Regions from separate parts of the Homo sapiens genome. Here region 2 is linked to region 1. Evidence: chromatin contacts called from ENCODE Hi-C or POLR2A ChIA-PET data. All regions are on one chromosome and are shown on one strand. Each heading gives the region's core, a stretch centred on a gene start or an enhancer-like site at or near the end of the contact. The rest is flanking DNA. Distances are from core to core; before and after follow the strand shown.

Region 1 (6,244 bases), core at 1,914-4,413:
CCTATCTCCACCTTTGAAATGTATCTTGCAAATATTGCATCTAATAAAACAATTTTAAGGAAAAATAGCATCCTGTTCACTTGACCCAAGATTATGTAGCTGTCTTTTTAAAACTGGAAGACATCTGCATTCGTTTGCTAGGGCTATTATATTGCCTCACGGTTGTGGATGCTGAAGATCCAAGGCCAATGTGTTGGCAGGGTTGGTTTCTTCTGAGGCCCCTCTCCTTGGCTTATAGATGGTCGTCTTCTCTCTGTGTTACCACATGGTCTTCCCTCTGTGCCTATCTGTGTCCTAGTTGCCTTCTCTTTTCTTCATTGTTTCTTCTTCTTCTCCTTCTTCTTTTTTTTTTTTTTTTTTTTGAGATGGGGGTCTCACTATGTTGCCCAGGCTGGTCTCAAACTCCTGAGCTCAAGTGATCCTTCTGCCTCAGCCTCCCAAAGTGCTGAGATTACAGGAATGAGCCACTGTGCCCAGTCCTAATTTTCTCTTCTTATAAGGACATCGGTCATATTGGGTTAGGACCCACCAACATGACCTCATTTTACCTTAATCACCCTTTTAATGTCCCTATGTCCAACTACAGTTACATTCAGAGGTACTAGGGGTTAGGACTTTAACAAAGGAATTTTGGGGAGCCACAATTCAGCCCGTAACAACATCTTATTGTTGCATCTGTAGGGTAAAATGTATGCTTCAATGGAAAATTATGCATTGTTTAGAGCAGGGTTGGCAAACTACAACCAGTGAGCCAGATCCAGCTGGCCACCTGTGTTTGTAAATAAAGTTTATTGGCACACAGCAGCATTCACCCTTCACATATTGTCTAAGATTACTTGCATGTTCACTGACAGTTGAGTATCTGTACAAAAACCATATGGCTTGCAAAACCAAAAACATTTACAATCTAGCCCTTTATAGGAAAAGGTCTAGAACCCACCCACCCACCCTTCAGGGTTATCTAATTTTGATCCTATAGGGGCTCTGCACCTTTCACGGCCTTTGAGTTATTTTACAACTCAATAAATTGTAGATCATGGATAACAATGCAAAACAATCCTTGACCACAGACAAGAAGCAGCCAGTTTTGCCTCAGTTTGCTTATTCCTTTCAGTATCCTTATCAATAAATGTGTGTCTTCTTTGGATTATCTTTTGAACTGGCAGTAGCGTCTTGCAGTTTCCTCATTATTAATGAATTGAATAAATCTTTAACTTTTTTTTTTAGTATCTGTACGAGTCATAATTTTACCTTTTTTTTGAAAAAGTGTCCCTTAAAATATCAATGTTAGGTTTCTTGAGTGTAATAATGGCACTGGGATTATAAAAGACAATGTTTTTGCTCTTAGGAGTACATATTAAAGCACTTAAGGTGTGTCACGCGCGTCCACGTGAAGAGAGTCCACGAACAGGCTTTGTGTGAGCAGCCAGGCTGTTCGTGTGACAAGGTGAAGTGGCATCATGCTTACAATTTGTTTTCAAATGGTTTGGCGTATATGAATATAAATGTGTGTGTGTCTGTAAATACTCACACATACATCACATATATAGGAGGAAAGATGGAGGAAGAGAAGGAAAATTGGTAAACTATAAACAACTAGTGAATCTAGGTGAAGTATGGTGCCCTTGAATGGTGTACTATTCATTGAACTTTTCCATATGTTTGACAATTTTCAAAGTAAAAAACTGGGCAAGGGGGGATAAGTTTATGTCATATTCCTCATGAAGCGTGTTGTCAGCTTCATGTCCTATTCTTCTGGATGTTTTTCCAGTACTTCAGAGATTAGCCAATTATAGACGTTTGTTAGTAGTCTGACTTTCTGCAGTGGGTACTGCAAGTAAGAAAAAGTAAATGATTGGGAGGCTGAGGCTGGCCAATTGCTTGAGTCCAGGAGTTTGAGACCAGCCTAGGCAACATGGAGAAACCTCAGGTCTATGAAAAAAAAGAAAAAAATCAGCTGGGTATGGTGGCATATGCTTGTAGTCCCAGCTACTAGGGAGGCTGAGGTGGGTGGATGGCTTGAGCCCAGGAGATCGAGGCTGCAGTGAGCTGTGATCATGCGACTGCACTCCAGCATGTCTCAAAAAAAAAAAAAAAAAAAAAAGTAAATGGAACATGAAACATTAATGTTTCTACTGTCACATGGCTCAATTTCTTCTAGAATTCTTAATAGTACCAAGCAAATAAGATGTTAAAGTAGATTTTTTTTTAAGCTAGTTATATCCTATTCCTAAAGAATGCTCTTTAAAAAATAAAATTTTATGGCCAGGTGTGGTGGTTCACACCTGTAATCCCAGCACTTTGGGAGGCCTAGGCTGGCGGATCGCCTGAGGCCAGGAGTTCAAGACCAACCTGGCCAATATGGTGAAACCCTGCCTCTACTTAAAAAATACAAAAATTAGCCAGGTGTGGTAGCGGGTGCCTGTAGTCCCAGCTACTCAGGAGGCTGAGGCAGAGGAATCGCTGGAACCCGGGAGCAGGAGGTTGCAGTGAGCTGAGATCATGCCACTGCACTCCAGCCTGGGTGACAGAGTGTGACTCCATCTCAAAAAAAAAAAAAAAAAACAAAAACAAAAAAAAAACAAGAAAAGAAAAGAGAGAGGAAAGAAAGAAAGAAAGAAAAAGAAAAAAGAAAGAAAGAGAAAGAAAGAAAGAGAAAAGGAAAGGAAAAGAAAGGAAAGGAAAGGAAAAGAAAGGAAAGGAAAGGAAAGGAAAGAAAGATCTTTTAGGACAAACTCTGGACGTGAGGACCTCTTACACGGTGCTCATGTTCAAGCTTAAGGCATTACTTTTTGTAGTGTGTTTGGGGTGGAGGTGGAGGTTGAAGTTTGTGTCCCTCAATGACTGTATAGTTTTGCACACCCTCCCCACCCCACCCCCAGCTTGACATCATGGTCTTAATACAGTTAGAGACCTCATTCATTGCAATTTGACTGCTGCTTGAGCCGGAACTGTAAGATTCAGAGCTCTTTGCATACTTAGAGGTATGAATAGTGCGGTAACAATGAGGAAAGAAAGTAAGCTAAATTCTCAAACATTGTGTCATTTAGCATGAAGGTTTAAGATTGAAACTTTCTGCCTGAGGGAAGCAGAAAAAAAATGAGTTTGTACAGAAGGTTTCCAGTTTCTGAATGTAAAAGGCACACTAAAAATAGCTAAAGGGACTGAGTCGCCTAGAGGCTTCTTGAGTTGCCCAGTGGGAGTTCCTGCTCGGAGAAGCTGTCCTTCAAAGCTGCTGCTGGAAACAGCCCTGAGACCGTTGGTGTGTGATGCAGAGCTCTCCTGGGTGGATTTCATTTGGTCACAAGGAAGCAGGAGATGAAGCAGATGGAGATGTTTCTTCATGGAAGGATCCCCTAGGGGAAGAAATGTTCTACCTCTGACAGAGGCTGACAGTCCAGAAGGTAGAGGCACATTGTGGGCTCAGAGACCAGATCTTGCTGAAATCAGGGTCAACCAATCGCAAATGGGCACTAACCTCAAAGAAAGAGTCCTTTCTTTCCATGGCCACTGATACGGTGTCATTTAAGACCCTGATTTTTTCTTGTCTGGGCTATTACCACAGCCTCCTCTCTAGGCCCTCTGTCTCCAGTTTCCCCTCCTTCTCCAATTCATCCTACATATGGACTCTGGTGGGATTTTTCTGTAGCCTAATTCAGTTCAGGTGCTTCTATGTTTAACTTAATTTAATTTTTTAACAAATCAGACAACCAACTAACCAACCAATTTACCAAGCAAGCAAGCAAACAAAAACCCTCCAGTGGTTCTTCATCTTTTATTGACTTGACCTAAGCATCTTACCCAGTCCTGTTAACTAGTTCTGTCTTTTTAATCACATCAGTCACCACTTATTTATTTACTCCACTGAAAGCTGCAGAGAGAGGGGTGGGGGCATTTTCCTGTCTCTTTGGGGTGTCAGAGACTGTCATAGTTAGGTTTCTAAACCCCCATAGTGTTTAGTATAGTGTAATTCCCAGAATCAGGATTCAAGAAAAAGCCTTTGAGGGTATATTTACAAAATAATTGCAGGCAGGGCCTTGTCTGTCTGTACACCCATGTCCATAGCAGCATTATTCATAATAGTCAAAAGGTGGAAGCAATTCGAGAGTTCACTGATGGATGAATGGATACACAAAACATGGCACACATACAATGAAATATCATTCAGCCTTAGGAAGAAAGGAAGTTCGGATGCATGCTACAAAATGGATGAACCTTGAGGACATTATATTAAGTGAAATAAGCCAGTCACGAAAGGGCAAATACTGTGTGATTCTACTAATATGAGGTACCTAGGGGAGTCATATTCATAGAGGAGAGAGAAAGTGGTCACCAGGGGTTGGGGAAGTGGGGAATCAGAAGTTAGTTTTTAATAGGCAGAGAGTTTCAATTTTGCAAGATGGTCGCACAACAATATGAATGTACTTAATGCCACTGACCTGTTCCCTTAAACATGGTTAAGATGGTAAATTTTAAGTTACGTGTATTCTACTAATTTTTTCTAAGAAGAAAAGAAGGAATAACCCTGGAATGTTGAATCAAGGAGTTGGTGAGTGATTTCTCCTACACATTTGGGATCCTGCTCTTTCAACCTAATGGTTATACTTTTGAACATGCAAATCAAAGCAGTCACCATTCCCTCTTCTCCTCAAACAACCCTACAGTCGCTTCCCACCTAGAATGAGTCTGATATTCATGGCTGATTGTCCTACCTGGCCTGGGGTGCCCACCTGTCCTGCCTCCTCTGTCAACTCCATTCGTTTGGCCTTCCCCACTCTCCTTCTTCCCTGCTCCCAACTGCCTTGGGGTTTCCACATAGTTTCCCCTGGGGGTGGAGGAGGCTTTTTACTCAATTCTAGTCTAGTTGACTCCCTCTTTCTGTAGATATCAGCTGACACACTATTACAGGAAACGGGTCCCGATCCAAGAGAGGGTTCTTGGGTTTCGCACAAGAAAGAATTCAAGGCACGTCCATAAAGTGAAAGCACGTTTATTAGAAAAGTGAAGGAATAAAGAATTGCTACTCCGTAGACAGAGCAGACCTGAGGGTTCCTGGCTGCCCATTTTTATGGTTATTTCTTGATGATATGCTAAACAAGGGGTGGATTATTCATGGATCCCCTTTTTAGACGATATAGGGTAACTTCCTGACATTGCCATGGCATTTGTAAACTGTCATGGCACTGGTGGGAGTGTATTAGTGAGGACGACCAGAGGTCACTCTCGTCGCCCTCTTGGTTTTGGCCAGCTTATTTACTGTAACCTGTTTTATCAGCAAGGTCTTTATCACCTGTATCTTGTGCTGACGTCCTGTCTCACCCTGTGACTTAGAATGCCTTAACCATCTGGGAACGCAGCCCAGTAGGTCTCAGCCTCATTTTACCGAGCCCCTACTCGACATAAAGTTGCTCTGTTTCAAACACCTCTGACAACACCATTGATCAGAAAAGCCAGTCCTACTGCACAGACTGGGGTGAAGCATCTCATCATAGGCTCTCAGCATGTTCTTTGCTTCTTTTGCATAGTGGTTGTTATAAAATCATTAATTTGGCCAGGCACAGTGGCTCATGCCTGTAATCCCAGGACTTTGGGAGGCTGAGGTGGGCAGATCACCTGAAGTCAGGAGTTCGAGACCAGCCTGGCCAATATGGCGAAACCCTGTCTCTACTAAAAATGCAAAAATTAACCAGCTATAGTGACAGGTGCATGTAATCCCAGTTATTTGGGAGGCTGAGGCAGGAGAATTGCTTGAACTCCAGAGGTGGAGGTTGCAGTGAGCCAAGATTGCTCCACTGCCCTCCAGCCTGGGTGACAGAGTCTCCCTGTGTCTCAAATAAATAAATAAAAATAAAATTATTAATTTTCCATAAAACTATTTGGACTATTCTACAGACTGAATGTTGTGTCCCCTCACATTCACATGTCAAAATCTTAACCCTCAAGGTGATGGTATTAGAAAGTGGGGCCTTTGGGAGGTAATCAGGTCATGAGGGCAGAGCCCTCATAAATGGGATTAGTGCCCTTATAAAAAAAAAACCCAGAAAGCTGCCTTGCCCCTTCTGTTGTGTGAGAATACACTGAAAAGTCAGCCCTCTACAACCTAAGAGAGGGGCCTCACCAGACACCAAATGTGTCACTGCGCTGATCTAGGATTTCCCATCCTCCAGAACGGTGGAAAATAAATTTCTGTTGTTTATAAGTGACCCAGTCTATGACATTGTCTTCTAGCAGCCAAACAGACAAA
Region 2 (6,583 bases), core at 2,402-4,901, 1.3 Mb before region 1:
GCCTCCTGCCAGGAGGTGGCGCTTTCCAGAAAGCATCAGCTGTAGTAGTACAGAGAAAGATATGCGGTGGGCAGGGCCCTAGAACTCCCAAGATTAAATGCCCTTTGTCTTTTGCTACCAGGGTGGATAGGGAAGGACCATCAGGTGGGGGTGGGGCTAGGTGTGTATGAGCTCAGCAGCTCCTTGGTTGGGTCGTGCTGGGGCTGCTGTGGGGAATTGGGGGTGAGATTCCCAGTTTACTGGAGTTGTGTACTTAGGAGGATTATGGCTGCCTCTGCTGAGTCATGAAGGTTGTCAGGGAAGTGGGGGAAAGCCAGCAGTCGGAGCCCTCACCCAGCTCCCACGCAAACAGAAGGGCCACTCTCACTCCCACCGTGTCCCCCCTAACTGCCGGGAGTCTGTTTCCAGGCTGAGGGCTAGATGGGCTTGAAAACTTCCCCGAGGCTATCCACCTCTCAGCTACGAAAGAAAAGGGCTTTAGTTCTTCCTTCCACCTGTGAAGTCTGCGAGCTGGATTTGCACCCTCCCCGGAGTTCTGGCCAGCAGGCTTCTCACCGCGTTCAAATTGTTAGAAAGTTAGGCTAGAGAATTCCTTTCCCTGTGGGGTTTTACCCCCTGCTCCTCTAGCCACCCTCCCAATGGATCCTTGTGGTGCCAGGCAGGAATGGGCTACTTAAGGACCCAGGGAGCTCCCAGGGCCTTTCTGCTGCATTCTCTACCCCTGTAATTCACTAGGCTTGGCTCTCTAACTTGATTCAGCTCAGGTAAGGTCAGAAACTTCTCCAGCAAACAGACCTTCAGCTTCTCCAGTGGGGGTGTGTGTTCAGGAGAGGAGGGTCTCCCTTTCCCACTTGCACAGTTGGGGCACTCACAGTATTTGGGGGTCTCCTGGGGCCTGCAGGAGCAATCCGCTTCCTTCAGAGGGTCTGTGGGTCCTCTCGGGATTGCTGGTTTGTTCTTGCAGTGGATCTGGAGCTCAAATTCACAATGCAAGCCACCACATGCTGCTCTGTCCAGAGCTGCAATCTAGTCCTGCCTCCCTTCGCCATGATCCCAGGAGCTCCTCTCTTTAGTTAGGAATCATTCTGATGGTTATTGCTTAACACATCTAGTATTGACTAAAAAGTTACACAGTAAAGCTTAGATTAACAGATATTTTCTTGCTTAAATATTGTACAGTTCAACTGATATGTTTTAACTGGCTTATTCTTTAAAGAGAATTATATTAATCTGAACAAGTGCAGTTTCCCCCTCCCCCTCTTTGGTCCCCTTCCCCCCACCAGTGTCCTGCATTTCAGACATATAGTTCTGTGTTGTAGTCTAAAAAGTTTGTAGAGAGAGGTTTAAAAATCTTGTTTCCAGGTGTATGTATTACAATCCAGTGGACTTGAGTAAAGGTTCTGGATACCATTTAGAGGTAGTATTTAGTGTTAGGGAAACGCCTTTGCCTGTTGTCTAATTTCTAATCGACAGAAGAAGAAAGGCTATGTATCTTCTAAACTTGCTTATTTCAGTTTTAGTTAATTACCCCCCAAAACATATGTAACTCCAAGACAACTGGGATAGTAGAGTCCAGTGACTAATCATTTCTGTGACCTTGGACCTGTAGGCCTCAGTTTTTCTCAACTGTAGAATGTGGGGTTAGAGAATATGATATCTAAAATTTCTGCCATTATGACAACATAAGATTCTAAGTTATTCATGTTTATTCCTTTATTCATGTCATTTATGAAATGATATAAATGGTGTTATCTTTTTTTCTCATAAAGATTTTTTATTTTTACTGATGTGTTGTAAAGACTATATGAGATCTTTGAGAAAGTTGCTAATCAATCTATCAATATATATTAAACTCTGGAGAGCTGGGATTTAGAATAGTTAAATCCATATAAACTAACCTTTATTTTCAAGAAGGCTGCTTCAAATCATGGCAGATTTTGATTTAACAGAATTTATTGGGCACTTATTATTCTGTACATTATTTTGCCTAATTCTTAAAATAACCCTGATTTATCACAGTCTCCTCTTTGGCACATAACATTTTTGAAAAAAAGTCTTTCCAATGGCAACTTCTCTAATACTATTGAATTGAGAAAATTAGGCAAGCACGTAGTGTTACTTTAAAAGGGAATTTTCCAGGATTTTTTGGCATTTGGTGAAAGACTAACAAGTCTTTTGGGTGTTACTGTTTGATGAGGAAAAAGTATGCTTTCTAATCAACCTATAAGAATAAATATCATTATTATAACCTTTTTTGTTGTTTTTTCCTTTTACTTCTTTTTTTTCTTGTGGAAGCCACAAGACAAGGAAAAAGCAGAAAATACAGGGACTTCCTATTTTTTTTTTCAGTGCTTCCCTGGAAATAGCGTTATGAAACAGAACATCATTTTCCTCACACTGATCTGAGGAAAGCTTGCAGTGATCTTTTTCTTCCTTCAGATGGCACTGTCTGTCATAAGGTGTGCAGCTAGTACTGAGCATTTACATAGAGCTATAAAATTTGTCAACAATGTTTACTGAGGTTATATAATTTCTTAGGCTCCACATAGCAACTCTGTGGGGTAGTTTATGGAAGAGGCAGCCAAACTTCACACAGCTCTGTGTGACTAGCTAGTAATTGCTAGATTCCTGATCTGCGGCTTCTGGGTCCTATTTCACTACTGTCATGATGCCTACTGTATGTATATCCCACTATTCAGAACAGATTCATAAATAGTGAAAATAGAATGAGCTGGAGCATATTAATAAATATCTATTAAAATATTTACTTAATAAATAAATATTGGAATTAATGAATTTATGAAAAAGGGAACTGTAGCACAATGGACCCCTTTCCCTTCTTATCACTGTGGCCACTGGCTATTTGATATTTATTGAAAAGGAAACTCAGCCACCTAGGGACCATTTCTTGCCCTGTTGTTGAGCTTGAGATTTTATTTTCAGTGGTACATGTAATGTCCTTGGTAGCATTGTCTAGAACACAGACATGACAAGGCATCTAAAAATGCCATTATATGAGGAGCTGCCCTAAAAGTGAAGAATATATGTGGTCATGACTTGCTGTGAGGGGCGGGTGTAGTAGTTCTCTGTGTCAAGAAGATAAATGCATGAAAATCCACAAGACTGAGGGTGATAGCTTAATTCTGTAATCTTTTAGGTGGATAATAAGTTGTGGAAATTAATCACAGAACTGGAACAGAGCTAAGATATCAAAGTTAACTATCCAGATGTCTGCAGGAAGTCTCATTCAATGAAAGCAGAGCCACTGTTGACTGACTTTAGTGACCATTTCATTTCCAGAAGGTAAAGGAAATAATCCAGGGAACCAGTACTCTTGAGTCTATCTTTGACCTAACTTGACTACGAGGGGCTTAATTAGACAAGTTAACCTAATGAAAATCCTGAGAGAGAGGCCACGCCATTCATTCGGCAAATGAGTAGAATCGAATGCCTGCTGTTAGCTGTGTTCTGTTCTAGATGCTAGAGATTTAGCAGTGAATACAACAGACAAAATCTCTGTCATTATAGGGCTTTCATTTTAAGAACTTACAATGATCTGTTGTCCAAAAATACTAGCTTCATGGTTACTTAACTGCAAGGACCTTAACTTTCACTTCACTTTAGACATCTGCTTGCAGGGCCACACTGTGGATGTTGTCATCTGGGACCGCTTGTTTCAGAAATCTAAAAATTCTAACATCTTCATTCCCACATTGTGTACTCTTCAGTCTGGTAGAGATCCACACTTCCTTGATTGCCTGGATTTTCTGCTTGTCTATCAACATTTATTTTCCTGGCCTCTTTCTTTTTCCTACCCAGTCTGTGTCTCATTTTTGGCCATAAGGACTGTTCTTCCACCCATACCCTTGGGTCCCCTTCACTTATGCTTCTGCTGCCTCCACCCACCAAAACTCCCATTTCCAGATCAGTGATAACAGTCTGCACTGTCTATTATTAGACCCAAGCAGCTGAATCCTGCTGGTGAATCTGAAATAGCTGAAAAAATCCATACCACCAGAAATTCATGGTTTTCCACCTCTGCTAAGCTAGTAGCCAACCAGTAAATTATTTTGTCTGTCATCACTACTTTCCCCCATTTGACTATTCTTCCAATAATTATTCTAAATTACTTAGCCTTTAGCCCCCAATCTCTAGACTCTCTTCTTTAAGCAGACAACTTTGCCTATTACTTGAATGAAAAAATTGAGCCAGTCATTCTTGAGCTCCCTCAGTTTCTGGCCTTCCACCTGTTTTCTATATCTGCAATTCTCCTTACCTCCTTTCCCTCAGCCTCAGAGGATGATGTGTCCCCTCCTGCTTCCCCGCCCCAGCCTAACCTCTTCACCTATACCCTTGATCCAATCCACACTTATTTTCTCCATGAATTTTGTCCTTCATTCATTCGTTCTCTTGCCCCTGTCTTCAGTATCTTCCCTTGTGCTGGCTGCAGTGGTATGCTAGTAAAGTGGCTCTCCTGGAGAAAGAAACAAAAAAGACCCTAATGTGTAGCATTTGCCCATTTCCATGATGGAAATACTCTCACCATGATGATTTTAAGCTACCAACATGGTGCCAGTGATGCTGGGAAGAAGTACACACAATCAGAGCTGATAGGAGATGGCTGGCCACGCCGCACCACCTCTTATTTCTTATAGCCTAAAAATACGGTTCTTCCAATTCTTTAAAAAATACAAATACTTGAAAAAAAAAATTCCTTAACCTATGCCTCCTTCTCCAGCTCCTCTCTATTTTCTGTTTTTCTTTTCTAATCCTGCCTTCTCAGGAGAGTCTATACTTGCTATTTCCTTATTCGGTCTGGTATTGGAAACCATGAGATGGAGTTAAGGATAGTTGTTGAGAAGGTATACATTTTGAGCATTGCTGAAATTGGAATGAAAGGCATGGTGGATTTAGTCTCAGTAGTCACTGTAAAGAAGTTAGTCACTGGCCTAATAGACAGAGGACTCAGCTCACCTGGTGTGGAGTGGTTTTGCCCTGACAGCAGACTCTGCACACGTGCCTCAGTTCTTCTTGTGTGTTCTTCGCAGGTGACAGTACCATTTATCCAGTTAACCAAGCCAGTATTCAGAGAGTTGTCCTGATCCCTCCCTTACCACTCACTTCTCCATCCAATTAATCACCAAAATTGTGCTCATTTTAATTCTTGGATATTTAATAAAATTATATTATTCTACTGTTGCTTTAGAAAAAAATATCCTTACCATTTGCTTGGAGTATGACGCCAGTCTCCAAATTGGTTTTCATGCAGCTAGAGTTTTCTCCATAAAATGTGTCTTCCACATTGCCACTAGAATGACCTATGTGTTCAAGATTGACCATGCCACTCACATGTTCAAAATAATTCATGGGCTTCCTGTCACCTGTAGCAGTGAGTCTCAGCCCTGACTGTTCATTAGAATCACCTATGAAGCTTGTTAAAAATACCGATGTTTAGGTCTTGCTGTGGGTTTAGCAGATTAGGTTCTCTGATCATGGGGCCTAGACAAACTCTATAGGTGATTCTGATAAGACTCACTAGCCAATAGATTAAAGCCCAAGGTTCTTAGCATAGTGTACAAAAGCCTTTCACCATCTGGTCTTTGCCAGCCACTCCCTCCATCCTCACTTTTCCTGTTTCTCATTTTGTAGTTGTGATACCAAACTTACTGTAATTTCTTCAGTGACAACTTGAGCTGCTGTTTCCATCTCTAATGCTTTTCTTCCCTTCTTTTCTCCCTTTACCTGTACAACTTCAATTTATTCTTCATGAAGCTTCCCTGGCCACTCAAATTGGGTTAAGTGCCCCTTAGCAGTACATAGTACCCTATATATTGATTTGCCTTTGCCACCGTAATGTAATCTTCTTGAGGGCAGAGACTGGAATTACTTTATGTTCTTAGTGTCTGATACAAAGTGGTTGTTTTGTAAATGATAGCTGGCAGACTAATAAGCAGGAAGAGGAATATGGAACAAAGCCGGAATATAGAGAATTGGAGTACAGAGTTCCTAAAATTCGAAGAAAAGGTAGGTAAGATGCCAGAGATAGTCTCTTGAAGGGAAAGTGGTTACAAGGTGATAATAGGCAGTATCTCTACTGAACAATTGGAAATAATATGTGAAGGAAAGGGAGAGGGAACATGGCCACATGAACTGATGATTTATTTTATTTATTTATTTATTATTTTATTTTATTTTATTTTATTTCATTTTATTTTATTTTTTGAGACAGAGTCTCGCTCTGTCGCCCAGGCTGGTGTGTAGTGGCGCGATCTCAGTTCACTGCAACCTTCTCTCCCAGGTTCAAGCAATTCTCCTGCCTTAGCCTCCTGAGTTACTGGGACTATAGGCGGTGCCACCGCACATGGCTAATTTTTGTATTTTTAGTAGAGATGGGGCGTGGTGGGGGGGGTTCTCCGTGTTGGCCAGGCTGGTCTCGAACTCCCAATCTCAGGTGATCCACCCACCTTGGCCTCCCAAAGTGCTGAGATTACATGCATGAGCCACCATGCCCAGCATGAACTGATTTTTAAATAATGTGCACAAGAAAGAAAGAAGGATATGAAACCAAATGGTCGTGTGCAGT

What was found. Hi-C counts contacts between places; a loop is a spot of excess contacts on that map. ChIA-PET counts read pairs that join two places held with the same protein, here RNA polymerase II (POLR2A). Pooled maps may share reads with other maps.
Region 2: a loop to region 1 is called in a pooled map, with 2.2 times the contacts of the local background. The contact joins two enhancer-like sites. A Hi-C loop is called at or near these places in 1 of 50 pooled maps. POLR2A ChIA-PET finds 5 or more read pairs at or near these places in 2 of 52 experiments (T-cell and activated T-cell).

What each region holds. Positions count from the first base shown.
Region 1 is chr1:234,492,315-234,498,558 of GRCh38, reverse strand. No RefSeq gene overlaps it. Among named protein-coding and RNA genes, the nearest start is that of TARBP1, 16 kb to the right of the region's middle. RefSeq lists an enhancer at 3,215-3,424. Within about 2 kb of position 3,163, at least 10 of the 41 ENCODE cell types and tissues checked have a DNase peak (open chromatin) inside an H3K27ac peak, as active enhancers do.
Region 2 is chr1:235,839,444-235,846,026 of GRCh38, reverse strand. All of the region lies in intron 1 of LYST (lysosomal trafficking regulator), which reads left to right. Among named protein-coding and RNA genes, the nearest start is that of MIR1537, 10 kb to the left of the region's middle. RefSeq lists an enhancer at 3,726-3,925. Within about 2 kb of position 3,651, at least 4 of the 41 ENCODE cell types and tissues checked have a DNase peak (open chromatin) inside an H3K27ac peak, as active enhancers do.